Linked DNA regions of Homo sapiens: region 1 is linked to region 2. Evidence: read pairs that join two places in POLR2A ChIA-PET (ENCODE). Cell type or tissue: OCI-LY7. All regions are shown on one strand. Links, peaks and the distances in the headings refer to the core of each region. The heading gives the core; the rest is flanking DNA.

The links. Peaks named below come from ENCODE experiments on the same cell type or tissue, not always from the same donor. Only the 100,000 strongest peaks of a DNase experiment are listed, where the experiment ranks them.
Region 1: POLR2A ChIA-PET joins it to region 2 with 13 read pairs; 2 of 35 experiments call an interaction of 5 or more read pairs at or near these places.

Annotation. Positions count from the first base shown.
Region 1 is chr18:49,431,658-49,434,576 of GRCh38, reverse strand. All of the region lies in intron 1 of DYM (dymeclin), which reads left to right. Among named protein-coding and RNA genes, the nearest start is that of DYM, 28 kb to the left of the region's middle. In OCI-LY7, for the core only: no CTCF peak of the experiment used is centred there; no DNase peak of the experiment used is centred there.
Region 2 is chr18:49,168,012-49,170,930 of GRCh38, reverse strand. All of the region lies in intron 14 of DYM (dymeclin), which reads left to right. Among named protein-coding and RNA genes, the nearest start is that of MIR4744, 120 kb to the right of the region's middle. RefSeq lists an enhancer at 1,688-1,747. In OCI-LY7, for the core only: CTCF peaks have their summits at 1,559 and 1,758; a DNase peak (open chromatin) is centred at 1,800; H3K4me3 peaks cover 964 bases; H3K27ac peaks cover 1,821 bases.

The DNA.
Region 1 (2,919 bases), core at 209-2,708, 260 kb before region 2:
AGAGTCCTTTTCCACAGGGGTGGCCACTTTCTTTTTCTTTTTTGTTTTGTTTTTTTGAGATGGAGTTTAGCTCTTATTGCCCAGGCTGGAATGCAATGGTGCAGTCTTGGCTCACTGCAACCTCCGCCTCCCAGGTTCAAGTGATTCTCCTGTCTCAGCCTCCCAAGTAGCTGGGATTACAGGTACCTGCCACCATGCCCAGCTAATTTTTGTATTTTTTTTTTTTTTTTGAGATGGAGTCTTGCTCTGTTGCCCAGGCTGGAGTGTAGTGGCAAGATCTCAGCTCACTGCAACCTCCACCTCCCAGGTTCAAGTGATTCCCCTGCCTCAGTCTCCCTAGTAGCTGGGACTACAGGCGTGTGCCACCACACCTGGCTAATTTTTTTTTGTATTTTAGTAGAGACGGGGTTTCACCATGTTGGCCAGGATGGTCTCGATCTCCTGACCTCACGGTCTGCCCGTCTTGGCCTCCCAAAGTGTTGGGATTATAGGCGTGAGCCACCGCGCCCAGCCTAATTTTTGTATTTTTAATAGAGACAGGGTTTCATCCTATTGGTCAGGCTGGTCTCAAACTCCTGTCCTCAGGTGACCCATCCGCCTTGGCCTCTCAGGGTGCTGGAATTACAGGTGTGAGCGACCGCGCCTGGCCACCATTTAAAAATCTATAAGCTGTTGCTTTTTGCTATTTACCTCCTTATTTATTTAATTTGAGACAGAGTTTCACTCTGTCGCCCAGGCTGGATTGCAGTGGCACAATCTCGGCTCACTGCAATCTCCACTTCCCAGGTTCAGGTGATTCTCGTGCCTTAGCCTCCTGAGGAGCTGGGATTATGGGCATGCTCCAACATGCCTAGCTAATTTTTGTATTTTTAGTAGAGACGGGTTTTCACTATGTTGACCAGGTTAGTCTCGAACTTCTGGCCTTAAGTGATCCACCTGCCTCGGCCTCCCAAAATGTTGGGATAATACCACACCTGGCCCTACTTCCTTATTTATAACTAATAAATTTTTACTGTTTTTTGATTTACTAACTTTACATATTTTCTATTGAGCACTACCTATTATGGAAGATGAAGGTTTAGCACTCGTAGACCACCAATCCTGCTGCTGCTTCTGGAATCTTCTCAGTAGAGTTAACTCACAATTTTTGGTTAAATATTTAGTATTTATATCATAGTGATTATATAAATGTTGATTACTGTTGAATTTAGTCGTATACTATGATTACATGACCTTTCTTGAATAACTTGTTTTTCCCAAAGTTTGTAGTCTATACGAAATTATTTACTTTATTCTCCATATAACTATTATTCATTGCTTCCAAATTCTCCTACAGTATTGTAACATTCCACAGAATAAGGTTAGACGCATCAAGTGAACCGTCAGTTCTATGCTTTCTTCTCCTGGTTGATCCGGGAGCTGTTTTGACTCTTGTCCCAGCCTGCTCCATGGCTGTGATTCTCTATACCACTGCCCTGTGTTGGATCCCCTGTTTCTTGAATTTCTTCCTTTTTCTTGGCTTGTTCCCTCATGTGGAAGGAGTACATCTTGTAGCTTCCTTGTAGGTTCCTGGGAGGTCTTTTGAATCTTGGCAAATCAGAAAATGTTTTTATTCTACTTTCAAACTTAATTGGTAGCTTGAAAAGCTATAGATTTCTAGTTAAATTAATTCCTCTTGGCCAGGCTCAGTAGCTCATGCTTGTAATGTCAGCACTGTGGTTGAAGCCAAGGCAGAAAGAGTTCGAGACCAGCCTGGGCAACACAGTGAGACCCCATCTTTACCAAATAACAGAATATTAGCTGGGCTTTGGTGGCATGTACCTGTAGTTCCAGCTACTTAGGAGGCTGAGGCAATGAGGCTCCCTTGAGCCCAGGAGTTTGAGGTTACAATGAGCTATAATCACGCCACTGTACTCCAGCATTGTACTCAGCAACAGAGTGAGGCCCTGTTTCTTAAAAAAAAAAAAAAAAAAAAAATTTTAATGCTGGTACTAGCTATGAATAAATCCATAATATTTTTTGCCAGTTTTAAAATCTTATAAATGAAAGCATACCATATCTATTAGGTAGCTTGCTTTTTTTTTTAAACATTTTATATTTTTGAGATGTATCCATTTAGCTCTGTTTCATTCATTTTCACTAGTGTATTATGTCCCCATATAATTTTGATAGCTTAAAATACTATTGTAAGTTAGGAATTTATATATTTCAGAGAATTTCTTTCTTTCTTTTTTTTTTTTTTTTTTTGAGACAGTCTTGCTCTTGTCGCCCAGGCTGGAGTGCAATGGTGTGATCTTGGCTCACTGCAACCTCTGCCTCCTGGGTTCAAGTGATTCTCCTGTCTCAGCCTCCCTAGTAGCTGGGATTACAGGCATGCACCACCATGCCAGACTAATTTTGTATTTTGAGTAGATCGCCTCAGGTGATCTGCCCGCCTTGGCCTCCCAAAGTGCTGGGATTACAGGCGTGAGCCACAGCGCCCGGCCTTCAGGATATTTCTTTTATAGCATTTTCTAATTGGGCTTAACAAGCCCTACTTTAAGAAATTAAACCTTATGATTAGCTGTCTTAATATAGAGGCTTAATTGAAGCTGAATTATGATTCAGTTGAAGTTGAATTGAGTTATTGGGGCCCCTGTCCCCTTGCAGGAAGGATGAAAGTAGTGGCTAGCCTCAGCTTTAGGGGCAGGCGATGAGGAGCCAGATCAGTATTTCTATCTCAGATTCAGAAGACCCAGCTGTCCATGTGCATCATCGGGGAAGCATCTTGCTCTCAGAATAAGCAGCTCAATCCAGCTCCCAAATTCTGACCGTGGCTTCAGTGCCTTTGTGGAATGAGAAGGGACATGAGGAAGAAAGTGAGTCACTAATACACATTCTCACCTGACCTGAGCCGCCTTTGGTCCCTGAGGCCATGTA
Region 2 (2,919 bases), core at 266-2,765:
CTTAAAATTGTTCTCTTGGCTTCCAGAATGTCTTTCTTTCCTAGTTCTTCTCCTACTTCTTATTTAAGTGACCCTTTCTGGCCTCTGTTCACCCTTTCGGTCTTGGTGTTTCCCACAGTTGCTTTTTTTTTTTTTTTTTTTTTTTTTTTTGAGACGGAGTCTCACTTTGTTGCCCAGGCTGGAGTGCAGCACTTGAGAATCTCAGCTCACTGCAACCTCTGCCTCCCAGGTTCAAGAATTCTCCTGCCTCAGCCTCCTGAGTAGCTGGGATTACAGGCACGTGCCACCACGCCCAGCTAGTTTTTGTATTTTTATTAGAGATGGGGTTTCACCATGTTGGTCAGGCTGGTCTGAAATTCCTGACCTCATGATCCACCCGCCTCAGCCTCCCAAAGCGCTGGGATTACAGGTGTGAGCCAGCACACCCGACCTCATACAGTTCTTTCTTACATTACACAATATCCTTGGGTGATCACCTCCACTTTTGTGATTGCAGCTGATGCAAATAGCCTAAAATTTCTCCTCCCCTCTCTTCTGAGCACCAAATTAGTATTTCTAAACTGCCCATCTGCTTCTTTCTGACCATCTCCACCTGTTGTTCCTGAGCACCTGTAGGTTTCCTAGAAGATTTGTTAAGAGCACAGATTCTAGAGCCAGCAATGCTAGCATTGACTCCTGACTCCACCACTTAGCTGTGTGCCTGGGCAAATTACTCTCTCTGGTTCAATTCCATCATCTATTTATAAAAGGGGGAGGGAGAATGGATAATGGTAGGACCTACCTCACATGGTTGTTAGATGGACAGCACCTGATATATAACTCATAACTGCTGCTACTGTTATTAATTTCTTTTTCTTCCTGAGCGCTCTCCCTCCCTTTCAACTTGTTGTATTCCTAGCATGTCAGTCACCTTATCAGCTAGCCACTGTGTTTCCCAAGTTAGAGACCTCAGTCAGCCCTGATTCCCTTCTTTCCCGCTCCATGCTGTCTCTGCCTTCCACATAGCTCCCATTTGCTTTAAGGCATCCTCATCTCTTTATTTGGATAATATGGACGTTTCCTAAAGGTTCTGTTTCTAGTCTTGTTCACTTGTCATCTCCTGTCCATCCTTTTCTCCAGGAGCAGAGGAGTCTTTCTAAAACAAGTAGAATTTTATACACTTGGCCCACATTGCTCAGGTCAGTGGTTTTCAACCTTCGGTTCTAGGAGCCCTGAAGTTCCATGGTAGAGACTCTGTGGCCACCATAGATGGCAGGGCATAGGGAGGAGGCTTAGGACATAGAGGCACAAGGAGTAATCTGCCATCCTTACTGCTGAGCCCTGCCTCCCACCTCACACCTCAATACCAAACACAGCAGTTTTGCGTTGATCACTTTCTCATATTGTAGTCCTGCTTTCATAGAACACGTCTGGCTTTCAGGATGAAGTCCAAGGTCTGAGAGAGACATGAGGCAGTTGATAAGCCATCCTCACTGCTACCCAGCCTCATTGCTGTGCTCTGCTGTGTACTCAACACTTGATGCACGTGCAGTGCTGTTTCCCCCACCCACAGGACTCGTATTTCTCTGCCCAACTCACCTTTGTGATTGCCTGATTTGCTCAGCTGACTCCTAATTGTTTCTTAAGAAGCAGTGCAGGCATCATCTCCCAAAGTGATTGCCTCTTTCTCCCTTCAGGTGCAGTTGAGCAGTCCTCACCTGTGTTCCCCTAACATTCCATGTTCACCTCCAGTCTATTTAGGCACGTCCTTTTTCACCTGACTGCGCCCTCTGGGGAGGCAGGACAGAAACTGTGTTGCTTTTGCTTTCACATTGCCTGGCACATACTAGGCGCTGGGTAAATATTTGACTCACTGTCTGTCTCAATGGCTGAGCAAGATGAAATGCAGACCTCTTAGCATGGTCCATGTGGCCTTCTTATTTGGCCCCTCTTGTCTTACCGGCTTCATTTCTTGCCACTTCTCACCCCTGTGAGTTTTCTCTATTCTTGCCTTATAAGTTATGGGTATTTCCTTGAAATCTCCCAGTGCCTTTCTAAACACTTTCCCCCTTCTGAATTACTCTTCCTCCCCGTTTGCTTTTCCAAATAGCAAGTCCTCTAACCTTCAAGGCCACAGTCAAGATAGATTTCCTCTGTGGAATGCACCTAATCTTCCCCCTGTTCTCCCACAGTGCTCTCTTCAGACCCATGGAATTCTCTGATTTCAGTATTGTAAAAATTTTTTTTTTCTCATCCCAGTAGACTTGAGTTCCTTGGGGGCGGGGAGCCATGTCTCTTTCATTATTTTGTAAGAATTAGCTTCTCACTCCGAATAGAATAAAAGTCCAGGGCTTTTGATGTGCCATAAAGCGGCCCTTCACAGTCTGGCTTCAAACTGTCTTCATTCTGGTGTCATCTCCTGCCACCATCTGTGTACCCTACACTACAGCCATTTCCACCAGCTTGTGATTTTCTCAGCGTGTTCCCGTTTGGACTGACCACACTTATTCTGTTTACATGCTGCTTTCTTTTGTGAAATGCTGTCATTGGCAGGGGCTCTGTTTTCTTCAAGATAGCATGTTCTTTTTATCAGATTTTTAAAACGTTATATAATACTTCCTGCATACACAAAAAATAGAGCAATATACCACTCTCTCATGTATGTATCCAGTGTTACCTAAGAACATTTTATATATACTGTATATGTGTCCATATATATATATATAGAGAGAGAGGGAGTACTCATGTGAGAGCTGGACTCCCTTTTTCCTCCTTCCTCAGAGAACAGTGGCTATCCTAAGTGTAGGATTTATCATTTCCATATATATTTGATGTTATTAATATATTTTATCTGTAAATGATGTGTAATATTGTTTTTCATTTTAAAAACATAAAATCAGCTTGTTCATATTTTCTAAGGATTCCTGCTTATTTTTTTAC